Regions from separate parts of the Mus musculus genome. Here all the other regions are linked to region 1. A link is a loop called in an ENCODE intact Hi-C map of the cell type or tissue named here. Cell type or tissue: heart. All regions are shown on one strand. Each heading gives the region's core, and the rest is flanking DNA. Links, peaks and the distances in the headings are about the cores only. Region 1 holds the start of Napa (N-ethylmaleimide sensitive fusion protein attachment protein alpha). Region 2 holds the start of Selenow (selenoprotein W). Region 3 overlaps Bicra (BRD4 interacting chromatin remodeling complex associated protein).

Region 1 (6,059 bases), core at 682-5,681:
CTCCTGCCTCAACCTCCTGAGATCTAGGATTATGGCCCCATGTCACTCACTACACTGGGATCTAGAAGTCATTGGTTTGTTGTTTATTTAATTGATTGGTGCTTTGTTTTGTTTTTCAAGACAGGGTTTCTCTGTGCAGCCTTAGCTGTCCTGGAACTTTTTTTATATACCAGACAGGCCTTGAACTCATATAGATTCACTGCCCTTTGCCTCCTAAAGTGTTGGGATTAAAGACATCCACCAAAAATCATGTTTGTTGAGAAATAGTTGCTCTATATCCCTGACTGGCCTGGAACTCACTATGTACCCAGCCTGTCCTGGAACTCTCAGAAATCATGCTGCCTTTGCCTTGCCTCCAGAGACATGCGGTATGACATTCAGCCCAGGAGTCGTATTTTTGCAAGAATAAGTGACAGGGCTTGAGTGCTGTGTACACTCATAACTGTCCTTCTCATGGGGCTACTTTCCCTAGAGGGCTTCCTCAGCTATGTTTAGTTGTGGTGGCTGGAAGCTCACCAGAGAGGAAAGGCATTCTGTGTTAATCTCACCGAGTTTGGCTGTTGCCTGCTGTAATGTCCCAGTGAGCCTCCTTACCTGTGGGTCTTTATGTGTCTTCCTACAGGGAAGAAGCATGCTGGACTTAGTGCTGATGGCTACTGTGTGGCTTCACTTTGGACCCTTCACCACCCAGAAGGACCAAGATCCCTGCCTTTGCCCAGCCATGGGCAGAGACGTTGGGGAAGGGATTTCCAGGGTGGAGTTCACATGTGAGGTACTGCCCACAACCTGCTTCTGTATCTTCCTTCCCACTAGATCCAGACTAAAAGTGTAGCACAGTGTGTCGAGTACTACTACATCTGGAAAAAGATGGTTAAGTTTGATTGTGGCCGAGCTCCTGGGCTGGAGAAGAGGGGCAGAAGAGAGCTGGATGAAGTAGAAAGGACTGAAGACAAGGTAGAAGATGCATGATGAAGTGGTCTGGGTACTTCTGTGGTCCAGTCAGAGGGTGGTGGAGGCTCTCAAGGGAAGGTTTCCCTGAAGAAGACATGGTCCCACACCAGTGTCTTAGGTCATCTTTACCCTCTCTGTAGGTGACTTGCAGCCCTCGAGAGAGACCTACCCACCGTCCAACTCCTGAGTTAAAGATAAAGACCAAGAGTTACAGGAGAGAGTCTATCCTTCACTCCAGCCCAAGTGCAGCCCCCAAGCGCACTCCTGAGCCTCCAGGGAGTGTGGAGAGCCAGGGCGTGTTCCCTTGCAGAGAGTGTGAGAGGTACCAGCCTTCCCTCTGGACCTTCACCCTCTGGCCTGACTTGCTTCCCAAGCTCCTCTGGCTCTGACCCACATCCTTTGACTCCTCAGGGTGTTCGACAAGATCAAGAGTCGGAATGCCCACATGAAGCGCCACCGCCTCCAGGAGCATGTGGAACCCGTTAGGGTGAAGTGGCCTGTGAAGCCCTACCCACTGAAGGAGGAAGAGGAGGAGGAAGAAGAGGAGCTGGGGGCCGACATGGGCCCCTTGCAGTGGTGACTTCTTGCTAGAATTTGGTCTGCAAGGAGAGGGGAATTCAGCTCTGAACCAGTGCCCTGGGCCTCTCAGAAGTGTTTGGGGCCCTCTTATCCTCTCTGTCCTCTCACTTCCAGCCTTGCTAGCATTTGGACATGAACAGGCAGAAGCCCTCCAGGTAGCTCTGCAGTCATGTGGGTCATCAGAAGCTCCATTATCTCCTGGTTAATAGTTGCTTACTTGCCGTCCCAGTCACTTGGAGGGGACCCTGGGAGGCAGAAGGTTTGGTCTAAGTGGCATTTAGATCTGAGCTGGCATGGGACTGACATTGGTTAGAAAGAATCAGTAAGGACACCTGAGACACAGTGAGCTGGGCCCTCCTTGGGCAGGGCCTCTCTGCATTCCCACCATCCCTAGTCTTGCAAAGACTGTATATTGTTAGGTGTATTTTTTACGTGTCTGCTTATATCTTATTAAATTGGGTTCTTAAAGAGCTGTCCTCCAACTTCCAAGCCTGTGTGCTCTGCAGAAGCTTCAGGGCCATAGTTGGGACCAGGAGGTGAGCAGAGAGAGGGGAGAAGGTGGGCACACAGTCATCTGTGCTCTCTTTAGCACCACACACCAGCTCTTCTCTTGTAGATGGGCATATACACACACAGCAATGAAAGCCCCTTCATCAAAGAGCTTCATTTTAGGAGGGGTCTTCTAGCAGCTGTGAATGAGTGCACTCGTGAGAAAGTAATGACAGTAGGCATGATTTGGCCATGAAAATGGGAAGGGTTGGGTTGGTTAGACTAAAGCCAGAAATGCATGTGTGGATGTAGCTGCTCAACCTGAAATGAAGGAGGAAGACCGTAACAGCAGGCAGAATGGTGCCTTTGCTGCAGCCTATGTAAGGTCAGGGACATCTATACCAACCCCAGCCTGCAAGAGCCATGCCTCAACTCCTGTACCCAGGGCCCGATCCCAGCACTACACAGAAGGTCTCAACATCTCAGCTAAAGCTTAAAGGCAGGGAGGAAATTGATTTTGGAGCTGTTGAGACATCCTGTTTGAGGGAAATGAGGGGTACAAGGCAGCCCCAGAACCAGAATGGCTGTCTTCCTTCCTACTTGAACATTTTTTCCCAATGTGTGTAGCTGGTAAATTAGGAAATGCACTTTGCTTGGTGGGTGTTCCCAGTGACCTGAGCATTGCTATGCAGTGAGCATTCATTCCACTGCTCTACCCTGAGTGACCCAACTCCATGAGTGGAAATGCAGTTCTGGCCTTATGGGTTGAGGGCATATAGTCATCCATTGCTGCATAGCTCATTGCTCCAAAAGGATGACACGTTGCAGCAAATGGAAGTGGAACCATATCTGCTTGTGGCCATCCAGACTCACCAGCTCTGAGGTCAGTGTACAGTCATGATGAGCACAGGTACATTTGGGGAAGTGTTCAATGGGAAAGGGTCAGAGGAAGATGTCTTTTGCCTTTTCCTGTCCCCAACACCCAACTCACATAACACTTTCCTCAAATGTTCCCTGCTAATCAGCGAAGTTCAGTAAAGAAGAGATACAGATTCCTGCACCACAGCACACTATAGGGATTGGAATCACTGTGGGCAGGGCCCTGGGGACTGACCTTTAGAATAACTGTAGATTTACAGAAAACTAGCCTATGCTAGTTCCCACATAGCAGTTTCTGTCCTATAGTAAGATGTTGCTCTTACTATAGCATAGTGTATTTAGTACAGATACTGAACCACTGTCAATAACTGACTGTCCATGCTTTATTTAGACTTTTCCACTAATTTTTAACTGTGTGTGTGTGTGTGTGTGTGTGTGTGTGTGTGTGTGTAGGCCAGAGGTTGATGTCAGGAGTCTTCTTCAGTTGTTCTGCACCTTAGTTTTCGAAACCAGGTCTCTCTCTGGCCCTGGAACTCATTGATTCTGCCAGACTGGCTGGCCAGCAAGCTCCAGGCATATGCCTGTCTCCCACCCACCCATTCCTGTTACAGGTGCCCGCTGACACACCCAGCTTTTTACATGGGACTGAGTATCTAGTGACATTCTGTGTGTGGCACTGCAAGATACTCCCTAAAGGCATTGTGTGTGTAGGTTAGAGAACAATTTGGAGGAGCTAGTTCTCACCTTCTACTATGTGGGTCCCAGGAATAGGAATATGGTTGTTAAACTTGGTAGCAAATGCCTTTAGCAGCTGAGCCATCCAGCTAGAAATGGAGACCTTCTGGATTCCCCAAGCCAATTCTAGAGACGATCGCCAGAGGGAGTAAGAAGGTTCGTTTTCACTGCACAGTTTTTTCCCAAGTGACTATGACGTAAAGCGAAACAGGAGGCGGAGCTAAACTGCTGGGTCAGTCAAACCTGGAGCATGAACCTAGAGGCGTCACATGAGCGCCGCGACACTGGTCAGGTGATTAGTGTGACCCAGTTCCGCCGAGGCGTGGCAGAACAAGTCTATAGAGCCTGCTGATTGGTTGGAGGGAGTCAAAGGTCGCGCTTTGGGGGCGGTGGGCTCTTGGCGGTTCGGGCTTATGATTGGCTTATTTGGTGTCACGTGGCAATGCGCTTGTGGGGGTTCCAGGAGGCTAGCGGCGTGTGCTCACGTGTTGGGGGGGGGGGGGTCAAGGTGCTGAGTGCGGTAGCCGGAGGGGGCGTGCCGGGAGGAGAGTGCCTCGCAGCTTGAGCCCACTGGTTGGTTCGCAGGGTTCACGTGGGGTGGCAGGCCTGGGTGACGTCAACGCAGCGGGCGGAGCTCCGCTGAGTGCGCGGTGTCCGGGGCCTGTGAGTCGTCGCCAGGCTGTGTCGGGCCTGAGCCGAGCAGCTGCGCGACGTCATGGACAACTCCGGGAAGCAGGCTGAGGCTATGGCGCTGCTGGCTGAAGCGGAGCGCAAGGTGAAGAACTCGCAGTCCTTCTTCTCCGGCCTCTTTGGGTGAGCAATGGGCGAGGCTGGGCCCAAGGCGGGGAAGAGCGGGCTCTTCTGCTCTGCACTTTGGGAGCCCCTCAGCGGCCTTGCAGGCCCTGGCCGTGGCCCTATGGCTGACGACACCCGCTGACTGGTGGCCGCGCCTTTCCCAGGCCGGTGCCCGTGGATCTGTGCGGCCCAGGCTGCCGGGGTGAGGACACCAGACCGAGGGGACCCGGGCTGGGGCGTCCTTGGGCATGATGAGCCGGAGTACGAGGTGTGAGGGTGAGTGGGGCCCTGCTAAGAGTGACTGATGGCGAGGCCTGGACTGAGAGGTGGAGACTTGTGCTTGGGGAACAAGCATGAATGGACAGTGACACTGGTTTTAGCCAAGACAATGGTGATGGGAGGATGAGGCACACAAGAGAATCATTAGGGTGGTAGGACCACCGCCTACTAGGTGGTCCTCAAGTCTGGAGTCTGAACACACCCAGGAGGTGGCAAATACCTCACACAAAGTTTATGCAAGTTTGCCATCTTCAGCCATATTAACTTAGGAGCAGCAGAACCCATGCTTGGGATGCGATTCCGAGGTTTCTTTATCTTAAGGGAGTAGGTCTCTCTGAAAGGGCTTGTTGGTAAAAACTAACTGCAGAAGTTTGTTATGAGTATAAACTATGTGTACTGTGCTCAGAATTGAGTCTGGCCCTCTGAAAGGCTCATCAGGCAGGAAGAAGCAGACTCAGAGAGTGTAAGATGCTGATGGGGAAACCAAGATGGTAGGAATTGGAGTGCTTGAGGGGTCTGGGGAGAGGGCCAGAGCCTTGGGATATAGGAGGGGGTAGGGGGAGACGACACTACATGGCAGCAGGCAAAGCTCTTGAAGGAACAGGCAGAGAGGAACACTGGGGAAAGGTCCAGGCAGGTGTTGAGGAAGAGCTGTGCAGGGGTAGGACACAAAATCAGAAGCCTCCAAAGCAAGGATGGAAGGATACAGAAGACAACCAGGAAGTTGGGGAAAGCTCTGGGAGAGACTGTTATAAGCTGGGTGAGGACAGAAAGACATGAAGGGGAGGGAGAGGATGAAGCCATCCCTTGTTGTTTGCCATCAGATAATGTTTAGCAAAGGAACTTGAAAAATGTTTATACCTGCTGCACAGACATCTGGTTAATGACAGGCTATGTCAGTTAGATGAGAATGTTTCATTAGAGAGAGTGTGAGTGTGTGTGTGTGTGTGTGTGTGTGTGTGTGTGTTTCTTCAGTCTTCACAAGGGAAGAAGTTCAGGTTAGGCGTGGTGTTGGGGCGGTGCCTCCCGCTCAGTTTTCAGCAGTAGTTTTCCTGATGGCTCAGTGTCTGATCTCTTTGGCCCAGAGAGATAAGTGTAGAGTTGGGCTGCTCCCAGGGGAGCAGCTGTGTGTCCACCTGTTTACCACTTCCCAGCCACTGGTAGAGCAGAGCTTTCTGGTATAAGGTATACGTTTGTATCATGCACTTAAAGTTCTTGAGCTGAAAAGAAACTTTGAGAACTTGAGGGAGGCTTTTGGTGAGGAGTGAAGCTGGGAACAGTGGCCTGGGAGGGCAGTCTAGGCATCAGGGATGGTGGGACAGGGACAGAGATGGCTTCTTAGAGGGTGGGCT
Region 2 (6,059 bases), core at 755-5,754, 180 kb before region 1:
CCTCCGGAGCTGGAGTTATAGATAACTAGGAACCACCTTATCAATACCAGGAACTGACCCCACATCCTCCGCAAGAGCAGCCAGTGCTCTTGACCACCGAGACAACTCTCCAGCCTCACTGTTTTGTTTTGTTTTGTTTTGTTTTGTTCAGACACGGTCTCCTGAGGTCCGGGTTGGTTGGCTTCTAACTCGTGGCAATCCTTCTGCTTCAGCCTTAGAGATGCTCACTCAATCCCTCCCCTGGTGCTAAGATTATAGGTGGAAGTCACTTTACCCCTGCATTACTCTATGTGTTGGCGTCGGAAGTCTGAGCTTCCCGCATGGTAGGTGAGCACTCTACCGACGGAGCAATGTCCTCAACCCAAGCCCAACTTCCCTTAGCATCCTCCATTCCTGAATCAAGAAGGGCACTTAAGGCAAGCCCCTGCCCCCACCCCCACCCCTGTCCCCATCCCCTCCCCAGTACCACTCTGCAACCTACCAAGTATCACACCCAACCCTCCTGGCTCCAGGGACCCCTGGGATGTGGCCATCTCCCACTCTCCACTCAGAGAGTCCATACACAGGGAAAGATACGACACCGCAAGGTGGCACCCTCCCCCCCCCAAACAGTCTCCCTTACCCCTGCCTCTAGGGCTCACTGGCACTGAGCCAAGGCAGCTTTGATGGCGGTCACCAGTTTCCGGAACTTGCTCTCTGTATCCACATAGCCATCACCTCTCTGAGGGGCAGAGAAGAGAGTTGAACTAATCTCCACACACCGACCAACCCACACTGACACCCCACCCAACCCCCACGAGGCAGGACTCGGATTTACCTTCTTGGAGTGGACCAACTTCCCGGCTACTGTCACTTCAAAGAACCCGGTGACCTGGGGAGTCCCCTCGCCACACTGAGAAAATAAGGCATTAAGACGGGGCTAAGATGACCTCTCTGGGATACTTTCTCCATCACATCCCAGGGAGTGAAGAACATAGGGCAAAAGGATAGAGAGGATTGGCCTAACCCATTCCCACTGCCTCCCAGTCCCAAGGGACAAACAAGGCACGTCATGATCCTATGCCCATTCTAAGACTCACAATGTCCAGGCATCCGGGGAACTCATGTTCTAGCTTCTCCTTGAGCTGGAGGTACTGGAGACAGGGTACAGGGTGGGGGTGGGGTTATCACAGCCAGGCCCAGCAAACCCCCCTACCCTACCCACCCTGACCTACTTCACTCACCTTGGGCTTATAGCCTCAAGCTCCACTGTCAGGTGAATCCAGGGTTGTCGCAGCCCACCAAGACAGCATGGATCCAAGGCAGGACAGGTACCCAAGGGAGGCAGGCAATAGCAGTGCGATGAAGGTAAAGAGAGACAGAGATCCAGATGAGAACGCAGAGGTAACAAAGACCCTCAAAAGAGGGGAAGATGTGCTCATCACACAGAGAGATGTGTGCGACAGTGCGAAGATACATAGAAAGCCCACCCCAAACAAAAGAGCCAAGATGGAGAGGCGGGATGGCAAAGAGATCACAGGTTCCACATAGAGATGCCAATGGGGAGGGAAGCAGGGAAGTAAATTAGGACAAATGCTGCCTCAGTAGAATCTCACCCACCCACTCCCTCCCCCGCCTGGCTGTCACTCAGGAATCCAAGCTCTCTCCAGCACCCAGTACAAAACATAAGCTCCCCAACCCCATGTCCCCTACCTCAGGCCATTTTGGGCCTGGAATCTGGTGCAGTGGCCTCATGGGAGCCTCAATTTATCAAAGCAGGCTGTTGAAAGACATCCTGATAACTAGGGCCTGATCAGACCCCTCAAGGGGGTTGGGAGGGAGGAGGCCACACCCAGCTAGGTGGACCACGGACCCCAGATTCAAGTTACAGGGTTATCGGTAGTAGGACCTCAGGCTGGCCCTGCCTCATTTCCAGCCTCAGTTTCCTCCCCTGTAAGATGGAGACAGAATGGCTGGAGAGCCCCTCAATGGACTTCAGGGGTGCAGAATCCATTCAGCAAGCACTTTTCAATCACTTACTGCAAGCCAGCTGATTATCAGATGCAGATGGAGGAAAAAGTCATCAAGAGAAAATGGCTGGTCTTTCTACGCCTGCCTCTAGCAGGGGCACAATTAATAGCGCTGGCAGGTAACTAACCAACATCATCACCTCCTTCACACTACAGAAGGGGAAACTGAGGCCAGAAAAGAACTGGGGTTAACAGCACCGGCACTCACTGATCAGAAACCAGTAAGAGTTTTTTGTTTTGTTATTTGTATTGCTGGGAACCGAACCCAGGATCTGGTGCATCTCATGCAAACACTCTACCACTGAGCTACACCCTCACCCTACAATCTATCCTATATTACTTTTTCTTTTCGGGGCACAGGGTCTTACTACATCACCCCGGTTGCCTCTAACAAGCAGCTTAGCTGGCCTGGAACTATCTACCTGCCTCTACTTCCGAATGCTGGGATTAAAAGTGTGCATCAACACCACCACTCCGTGACTCAGTTCGCCCTTTTCATGTACACACTGGGAGGTGCGACCACTGTTAACTCACACTACAATCCAGGTACGGGACATCCCCAGACCTCCCAACAGCGCTTATGAGTAAACCCCCAACTACACCACACCTTGTATTCTCTAACTCATGCCGCTCAGTGAGGGGGAAGGGAAACAGCCTGTCGGGAAGGAAAGGTCCCCAGAGAAACCCGATGCTACCCTTCCCCTCCCCTCAGCGCTGAGTCACGTGTTCAAAGTGGCCCCAAGTATCAGTTTCCATTTTCACTGGTGAGATGTCACTCAGATGTCAGATGCCAGGGATCGGGCTCAAGTCTCTGTTACCTCCATCCCACCCGCTTGGAAATCCCTCCCTTTGGGTCTGAAATACAGTCATCGTACTCGGTTACCAGACCCTGGTAGATAGGGGGAGGGGCAAAGAAAAGGGTGGGAGAGGGTCTCCTGGCACAAAGGTTGGGGAGCAGAGAAAGGGCACAACGAGCCGGGAGCAGGAAAAGGGGGAACTGCAGTCACCCGGACTTACCAATACACGACTCGAACGGCGAGCGCCATAGCTGCACGTCGCATCCCCGCACAACACGAGGACCCGACCCACAAGCAACAAGGACCTCAAGCTCTGAGCGTGGGGCCGTGCGCACAGCCGACTGCCTCACGAGTCAGAGCAAACCAAGTGCGGGGGTGGAGAGTGGGCAGAGCTACGGGAGGACCGAGGTTCCGGAGCACGGCGGGGTCTGTGGCCAGGGGCGCGAACCTCAACGCAAGACTCCATGATATCTTGATATCTGGGGTTCTCTTGATATCTGGGGTTGTCTCCATAGACAGCGTCTCTGGGACCAGTAACCTGAGAGCCCCTCGCCGTCCCTTCTCTATGCCATAATGGTTCAGTCCTCAGGGCGGTGGCTCGAGGCAGAGAATTGGTTGAGACTGAAGTTCAGTTACAGAGTGGCTGAGAGGGGCAGGGCAGGGAAATCGACGCATTGGGAGACAGGCAATTGGGATGGATCCCTCCTCCCCAGCGCTAACTGGACCAGACTAAATGAACCTTAGGTCTGGAAAACTGAAACTAGGAGTCCCAGTGTGCGCTTTAGGTCCAGCTGTCTCACCACCGACAGACCCCCTGCGCACCCCCAAAACCATGCAACCCCTCTTTTTGCGCCTTCCCGCTCCCTTCCAGCTGCCTTCCAGCAGAAGGATATATAGAAAGTCCTGGAATGGGGCTTGGACTGTAGCGCAGTTGGTAGAGAACTTGCCTACCATGTATAAAGCCCTAGTTTGGGTCCCTAGCACACTGTTATCTGGGGGCTGTGGTACAAGCCTGTAATCCCAGCATTTGGGAAGAAGAAACTGAAGGACTGAGTTCAAGGTTATCCTTGCTACACAGGGAGTTTGACGCTAGTCTGGGCTACATGAGCAGTTGTCTCGAAACAAAAAATCCAGGCGTTGCCTTTAATGCCAGCAGTCAAGAAATCTCTGTGGGTTCGAAGCCAGTCTAGCCTACGTAGAGCGTTCCAGGACAGACATGAGAGACCGTCTCAAGGGGGAGAAAAAGGTAAAAGTGGACAAAATATTTGAGTTTAGGATTCCTGAGCCTCACTTTCTCCTCCTTGAAAGCTGGACAGATAACAGGAGATAGTCATTCCCACAGAATTTTTTTGCTCTCTAGTTTCTTATCCTCCACACCCTATGAACAAACGGCAATGGCATGCCCACCCCCTCCCTCCCCTCTCTCTACTTTCCCACCACCACCACCACCACCACCAAGGATGGCTCACCAGCAGAGATGTTTATCTGTCACCTGACTTCTTTAATTGACTTCAACCGGCTATCCCCGCCAATGGTTAACTAGGGACCAAATAAGGAAATTTTCCCACCTAGCCCTCTGGTTCCCCATCAGTACCCTACCCTGCACACAGATGATGGGCTGTGATTCTACCCACAGAAAAATGAAATTTGAATCATTCACTCCCCATTTGACTTCATAGGAGTGCGTTGGCAACTGAGGATTCAGAGGCCTAAAAGCAGTAAGAAAACTGTATTTCCCTAAAAGGATGCTTGTTCATGCACTTGGACTCCTGGAAAGAATGAGAGCCAGAATCTGCTGTGTGTGGTGGGGAGAACTCAGTGAAGATAACCAGGAACCTTCTGTGTCCTCGTTGGGCATCTCCAACAGGCTAAATTCAGTGTCGCAGCCTCTCTGTCTCGAGACGGAGGACCTGTGACCACAGTCTGAAAAGGAATAAAGAGTCAGTCTGGAAGAACCAGGAACAGAGACTGAGTCAAGGGTCAAGAATAAATGTTCCACAGTCCCGAGTTTTCCTGTGGTTCCCAACACCCTTGGAACAAAATCCCAAACCTTAGCATGGATGGCCCCTCTGACCCTTTCTCCCAACACCCCAGTGACAGGGACCACTGGGACCTTAGCCACATTCTTGTCTCAGGGCCTTCACACATGCTGATTTAGCCCTCTCACCCCGAGTCCTGCTTTTCCTCCAAGAATCAGCTGCAACCATGGAGGAAAAACAATTCTTTCTGGAAAAAGTCTGCTTTGTGTTCGACACAAGTTGTACCAGTTTATTTGCCCTTACAAAGTGCCCTAACCCCAGTGGCTTACACTGCAGACACACCTCATCTCGTGCTCCTGGTGGGCAGAAATCTGAGATCAGGTAGCTGCAGAGCTGGCTTACATTGAGGATTGAAAAGAAAACTGACCCCACAGCTCTGGGGTCACTTCTGGTGGTCACTGGCCACGGCTGGAGCTACTCGGCTTGTAGGTGAATTACGCACAGGCTAAACAGATGGCGCAGTGGTGAAGAGTACTGGCTACTTTTGTAGAGAATCTAGGTTCAGTTTGCAGCCCCCACGTTACAGCTCACAAGCCTCTGCAACTCTAGTTCCAAGGACTTTGATGCACTTGTCTGACCTCTGAGAGTACTCACTGCACACACTTTGTGCACATGAACTCCCAAGCACATGAACTCCAAGCACACAACACACCTGAAACACACTAGGAACCACACACACACACACACACACACACACACCCTTAAAAAGTAACTGCCTGTCTGCTTACAGAAAGCGAAGCTTTCTCTCTTTTCTTAAAAGATGTATTTATTTTATGTTATTGAATGTTCTGTTTTCATGCACTCTAGAAAAAGGAATCAGATTCCACTCTTCTTGCTTCCAAAATACAAGGAGTCTCTAGTGTGTATCTAGTGTACTCTGTGAGAGGTTTAAATTCAAGCCTGCATTATCGATGCTCAGTATGAGATCTGTGGCACTTGCACTATGGATGTTCACCACGCCTGGATTGCTAGCAAGCTGTGACAGCGTTGAATTCTTCTCTGGGGTCACGAGCCACCAGTGGGTGTTGGGAATTGAACTTAGGATCAAGCACTCAGTATGCTTAACCACTGAGCCATCTCTAAAGCCCTAGCTTCTCTTTCTCTCCTCTATCTTCCTCCTCAGAGCAGCTCCTTCGATTTCCAGTTTGTGCGACCTAATTGTTCCACTTTTAAGTTGTAATAAATCATCCTTGAAGACTAGAAAGATGGCTCAA
Region 3 (6,059 bases), core at 355-5,354, 120 kb before region 1:
TGGCTGGGGGTAGCACGGGTGCTTCCCAACTGGGTTCAGTGGGGCCCTGGCTGGTAGCGGAGGCTGGAGTCTCCGGGGGTGGTGGGCCGCCCTTCAGAACCCGCTGATATAGTTCATCCTCCACCGCTGCCAGCTCCCGGATCAGCCCACTGGTGGCTTCGTCTACCTTGGTGGGCAGTGGGGTGGGGCTGCCCGCACCCCGCGGCCGTCCCTGTGCACCCTCGGCGGCACCAGGATTGCCCATGTTTTCTCGGTAGGTCTTGCGTAGTGGTAGACGTGGGCAGGACGCAGGCACCGTGGGTTTGCGTACTGCGGGTGGGGGATGGTCCAGAGTGCCATTCATCTGCGCCTGGGTAGCAGGAGGGAGTGGGGGCGGAGCTGGGTGTGGCGGAGGCTCCGCCCCTTTCGCTGGGGTTGGAGCCGGCAAGGGCTGATGCACAGGATCCAGTGCAGTGTTGTGCACCACCTTGCTGAGCCCCGCCTCTTGTTTGATCTTGAGTTTGAGACCAATGCGGCTCCGGGCCTCATAGGTCTTGATGGGTGGCCGGTTACGGGTGGGCATGGGGCCGTCCTCATCTGCGTCCAGGGATGAGGCAGCAGAGGATGAGGAGGAGGATGAGGAAGTGGATGACAAGGAGGAGGATGCCCGGGCCCAGGTCACTGAGGGAGAGCCGCCGGCCCCACCGTGCCGGATCACTAGCTTGGTGGGCAGATGAGGAGGGGGCTGGGCAGACGTTCCAGATGTGGAGGATGAAGACGACTGGCCATGGCTGGGGAGCCGGTGGCCCTCGGAAGACACTGGGACAGGGAAGCCAAGGGAGCGGGAGGAAGACACGTACTCATCTGTAGAGTTGGGACAAAAGAAACCATGGGGTCGTTATCTAAGATGACGGAGGTACTTGTACACTGACCATCTTATCTTCTGGTCCAGACTGAGTCTAGACCAGTGGTTCTCAACCTGTGACTGGCAATTCCTGTGGGGTTTGAACAACCCTTTCATAGGGGTTGTACATCAAATATCATGCATATCAGGCATTTACATTACAATACATAACAGTAGCAAAGTTACAGCTATGAAGTAGCTAGCAATGAAAATAATTTTATGGTTGGGTGTCAGGAACTGTATTAAAGGGTGGCTGCATTAGGAAGGTCTGGACTGAGCTGATTCTCGGGCCACTCACTCTGCAGGCTCCCTTTACGAACAGCCCCCGAACCACCCCCTAAAGCTTCACGGCTCAACCAAGGTTACATGTGTGTGAAATGAACAATAAGAATTTAAAACAGGGCTGGAGAGAGTGCTCAGCGGTTAAAAGAGCACTGACTGATCTTCTGAAAAGCCCGAGTTCAAATCCCAGCAAACACAGGGTAGCTCACAACCACCTGTAATGAGATCTGACGCCCTCTTCTGGTGCATCTGAAGACAGCTACAGTGTACTTACATATAATAATAAATACATCTTTAGGCCAGAGTGTCTAGGACCAGAGTGAGTGGGGTCAAACAAAGCGAGCAACCTTTATTCCCAGCAACCACATGATGGCTCACAACCATCAGTATAGCTACAGTGTACTCAGAAACATAAAATAAGTAAAATAAATCTAAAAAAAAAAAAAAGTTAAAACAAAAAGTACGTCCTTATGGGGCTAGAGAGATGCTCTTAACCTCTAAGCACTGACTGCTTTTTCAACATCCAGAGTTCAATTCCCAGGTGGCTCACAACCATCTGTAATGGGATCTGATGCCCTCTTCTGGTGCGTCTGAAGACAGCTACAGTGTACTCATAAATACAATAAATAAATATTTTATTTTAAAAAAGTGCAGTCCCAAGCCGGGTGTAGTGGTCTACATCTGCCATCCTGGCTTCTCAGAAGACAGACAGGGAGGATCTGCAGTACAGAAGCCGGCCTGGCACTTAGTGAGATCCTGGTTTTAGAAAAATGAAGTCTAAAACAAAACAGTATTAGAGTGTGGCTCAGTGGTAGACCCTTGCCTAGAATCCTCCAGTGAGGGGCTGGGGGCGTGGCTCAGTGGTAGAGCCTCTGCCTAGAATCCTCCAGTGAGGGGCTGGGGGCGTGGCTCCACAATACAGCCATAGCCTATCTTGAGTTTAAACACTAGCGCCTCAAAAACAAGTATTCCCAGGTTACGTCCTTGTTTTCTGATGTGCTAGGCTTGTGCTCCCTGTAAGGCATGCGTATAACCCCTGGTAGGTTGTTTGACTCATTCCCATGTTGCCTATCAGACTTGTTACAGAAATTCTTGCGCATGAACACAGGGTCCTGTGTAGAGTCACTAGGTATACTCAGAAGACACATCACCTTCCTAATGACAGAAAGCTCTAGAATATACCCCGAAGGATTCAGAAAGATTACACACTAGTGTCCTGATTCCTGTGAGTACCCGAGAAGGCCAGGGCTGGGGAAGGGGGAAGATGAATGCTGCCGGTGTTGTCGTTGTTGTTTAAAGAGAATAATGGTACTTGGAGCTGAATGTAGAAAGCTTACGGGGTCTTTGAAAAAGCCAGGGTCTGGGGTGTGACTGCATGCTTTCCTTGAACCAAGGGTAAGGCTTGCAAGGGTTAAGGCTCATTCTTAAGACTGGTAGAAGCACCTGGTCTACAAAGTTTAGCCCAGGACAGCCAGGGCTAAACAAAGAAACCCTGTCTCGAAAAACCAAAAAAAAAAAAAAAAAAAAGACTGGGCACAGAGTAGGTGTGGCAGAGACCTTTTTTGTGCCTCAGCCCTGCTTCTCTCTCACTCTTCCATCAGGCTGGGGCTGGCGGAAAAGCTCTTCATTTTAGAATGAGGCAGGGTGAAACTCACAGGGAGCAAAGGAGGAAGGAGGGGCTCTCACGCCCCCTGGTGGCGAGGAAAGGTAAAGCCACTCAACAAAGCCCTCGTGTTTTTGTAGACCAGGCTGGACTCAAACTCTCAGAGATTATTGTGCTTCTGCCTCCCCCGTGCAGCATGCCAGGCTGCTTGCTGGAAATCTTAGCAGCAGGTAGGTAGAGGATGTTTCACCCTCCCCTCCCCTCTCACCAGGCTTCTCCTTGGCAAGCTGCTTATCCAAGGCAAGGGTGGTCTTCTCCTCCTGAATGAACATTCGGTCGATCATAACCATCTCCGCAGAAGGACTGACTCTCTGGGTTGATAGAAAGGACATATGAAAAAGCAAATGGGGGAAGAGAGGATCCTGGCAGGATGTGGTCAGGCTCAGAACAACTGCCTCCTTTCCATCTTCCCTCCCAGCTAAGAGAACACCCCCCAGCCCCCACAAAAACAGTTCACAGCAGGGGGAGACCCCAGAGCTTGAGAATCCTACCCTGGACTCTTCCAGAAGCAAAAGCCGATATTTATTGAGCATGGCCTGGGTGCGTTTGAGCAGCTGCGTAGAGACAGTCTCAAATTCTTCATCCACTGGAGGAAGAAAAGCCGGGGGGGGGGGGGGTTGGGGTTGGAGTGGGGGTGAGGATGAGTAGGTGACACAGGGCACTTGTGGCCAACTGCGGGCAAGCACGCAATGCTCCACCCACTCCACGCTCCGTGGCCTGAATACTGAGGGCTGGTGGCTGAGCTGAGGGCACTTGGGGACATAGGGGGAGAGCAGTGGGGGAGCCTCACCTTTATGGTAGTCGTTGGGGGAGGGGAGGGCGCCTTGGTAGACATGGTAGGGCAGGAGGCGATGGAGGGCGTCCTCAAAGGAGGGGAAGGCTGTCTTGTAATCGGGGTGCAGGACAGAGCCCTGGTGTTTGTGCAGATGCTCCAGGAAGCTGTGGGTGGGGTTAGACCACACATACAGAGTTGGGGGAGAGGGCCAGGGAAACTGATCCTGGACCTCAGCCGCGAGCTACACACTTAACACTGCAAAGGCAAGCAGCGCCAACCTCGCACCCCGAGTTCCACTTGTCTCATGGCTTCCCTGACTTTGGACCAAAGTTAACAGGTAACAAAAAGGGAAAGAGAAGCCTAGGAAAGTGAGGGGACATCATTCTGGCTTAGAGGATCCAAAGGAGAAAGGGAGGGGTTGGGAGTGAGGTGGGAACCATGCTATTCTACCTCCTGCCACCAGGGGGCATGACCTCTCCACGGCCTCTAGCCTAAGAAAGTGTAGGGATAGGGATAGGGTTAGGATGTAAGAGCCTACTCATTTTCATGGTGGTTTTCTTTTTTCTTTCTTTCTTCTTTTTTTTTTTTAAGATTTATTTATTACTATTTTTATTTATATGAGTGCATTGTAGCTGTCTTCAGACACACCAGAAAAAGGCATCGGATCCTATTATAGATGGTTGTGAGCCACCATGTGGTTGCTGGGAATTAAACTCAGGACCTTTGGAAGAGCAGTGAGTGCTCTTAACCGCTGAGCCATCATCTCTCTAGCCCTCACTGTGGTTTTCCATGAATCCCTACTACAGTAGGCTCGGTTTCCCTATCACATGACCACGTTCTCATCACACAAGCCTAGAAGACCAGCCCTCTGGCACCATGGGGCAGATTTCCTGATACTGCTTTTTGCTGTGGTCTCAGAACCACACAGTGAGCGCTTAGCAAACGTGAAAAACAAGGAAACACCGTTTATTCCTCCAAAACAGCTCATAGGCCTGCCCTCACCCAACAGGCAGCCATCTCGCCGTCTATTCAATGTACTAAGGCCCTTAAAACATCCTTATTCATCCTCCCTGGCCTTCAGACTTGTGTGCACTTAACTCACGCGCCTGCCTGGACATGCCCGGAATCTATTCACACACTTACTTTCTACCTGGCTCATCCCCACCACACCTGACAAGCTGAAGAAACAGTGACCCTGACATCAAACTGGAGATGGAACCCCGGGGGCTTGCAGTCGGCAGCCTGCCAATATCCCCTATTGGCCTCAATCTATCTTTCCCTTGGCAGAAGGGAAACTGTGATCGAGAGGGAATCCATGCACAGCTATGGAGAGTGGAACCAATACTTTGTGGAGCAGTGGGGATGAGGCACATCTCGGGGCAGCAGTTAGCTGTCACTCACCAGGCTTCTTTGCTGGGTTGCAGTAGGGGCTGTTTCTTCAAGCTACACAACTTGCTGTCATACTGTGGAAGGAGGAAAGGTCAGTGACAGCTGTTGCTAGGAAGAAGCCCTCTTTGCCTCCTCAACCTACGTCCTCCCTCTAGCCAAGGACATAGATGGTAAAGGAAGGTGGCCCCAGCTACAGCACATCCCTGTCCATCAAGAGAAACCTGGTGGGAATGCCAGGTGTGGTATCATACGACTGCATCCTGGTTAGCCTTAACTGTCAACTTCACATTGCCTAGCGTTACCCAAGAGAAGCCTTAACTGATGTCTGGCCTCTCGGGGATTATCTTGATTAATTGAGGGCCCAGCTTTTTGTGGGCAGCACCACTCCTAGACAAGGTGGTCCTAAGCTTTGAGGCAGTGGAGGAGCAAGCCAGGGAGCAGCACTCCTCAATGGTCTCTGCTTCAGTTCCTGCCCTGGCTCCCCTCACTGACAGACTGCAAGTGTAAGCTAAATAAACCCTTTCCTCCCCTAAGCTTTTACAGGTTACAATCTTTTGTTGTTGTTGAGACAGGGTTTCTCTGTGTAGCCTTGGCTGTCCTGGAACTCCACTCTGTAGACCAGACTGGCCTCAAACTCAGAGATCCGTCTGCCTCTGCCTCCCCCGTGCTGGGATTAAAGGCGTGCAACCACCATCTGGCTGGCTACAGTCTTATTATCATAGCTAACGATAGCAAACAGGACAGCCTGTAAACCCAGCACTTGGGAGGCACAGGTAGGAAGTTCAAGGACAGCCTCAGATTCAGAAATATCTTCACCACTCCACCCCACCTCAAAAACCAAGGACGGAAGCGGCAGATGGACATCTATGAGTTCAAGGCCAGTCTGGTTTGCTTGCCTCAAACAGAGAGGGAGGAAAGAAAGGAAATTTTAAAAATGAGGGAAGAGAGGAAGGGAGGGATGGAGGATACAAGAAAACAAATCTGCTTGGGACATGTTGCCTAGGCTGTGGGAGAAGGCTATTAACAAGTAAGTCCAAGCCCTTGGGCCGTCCACTGGTGTCTATTCT

What was found. Hi-C counts contacts between places; a loop is a spot of excess contacts. Peaks named below come from ENCODE experiments on the same cell type or tissue, not always from the same donor. Only the 100,000 strongest peaks of a DNase experiment are listed, where the experiment ranks them.
Region 2: it touches region 1 in a loop (3-fold over the local background); 1 of 42 quality-filtered maps calls a loop at or near these places.
Region 3: it touches region 1 in a loop (2.7-fold over the local background); 1 of 42 quality-filtered maps calls a loop at or near these places.

Annotation. Positions count from the first base shown.
Region 1 is chr7:16,094,329-16,100,387 of GRCm38, forward strand. It overlaps Zfp541 (zinc finger protein 541), which reads left to right. Exons shown (of 16, transcript NM_001099277.2): 14 at 814-954; 15 at 1,092-1,273; 16 at 1,363-2,006. The coding sequence ends at 1,531. Napa (N-ethylmaleimide sensitive fusion protein attachment protein alpha) reads left to right here and starts at 4,252. Exons shown (of 11, transcript NM_025898.4): 1 at 4,252-4,446. The coding sequence starts at 4,349. In heart, for the core only: a CTCF peak has its summit at 3,764; DNase peaks (open chromatin) are centred at 4,073 and 4,203; H3K4me3 peaks cover 2,297 bases; H3K27ac peaks cover 2,083 bases; H3K27me3 peaks cover 824 bases.
Region 2 is chr7:15,919,226-15,925,284 of GRCm38, forward strand. Selenow (selenoprotein W) reads right to left here and starts at 3,146. Exons shown (of 6, transcript NM_009156.2): 1 at 3,027-3,146; 2 at 1,224-1,248; 3 at 1,080-1,133; 4 at 818-892; 5 at 623-721. The coding sequence starts at 3,055. The coding sequence ends at 638. In heart, for the core only: no CTCF peak of the experiment used is centred there; DNase peaks (open chromatin) are centred at 1,766, 3,136 and 3,376; H3K4me3 peaks cover 3,156 bases; H3K27ac peaks cover 2,460 bases.
Region 3 is chr7:15,972,047-15,978,105 of GRCm38, forward strand. It overlaps Bicra (BRD4 interacting chromatin remodeling complex associated protein), which reads right to left. Exons shown (of 14, transcript NM_001081418.1): 10 at 5,005-5,066; 11 at 3,619-3,767; 12 at 3,320-3,414; 13 at 3,037-3,139; 14 at 1-843. Among named protein-coding and RNA genes, the nearest start is that of Gm38948, 5.2 kb to the right of the region's middle. In heart, for the core only: CTCF peaks have their summits at 1,439 (motif pointing left), 2,865 (motif pointing left) and 3,070; DNase peaks (open chromatin) are centred at 595, 2,915, 3,635, 4,055 and 1 weaker place.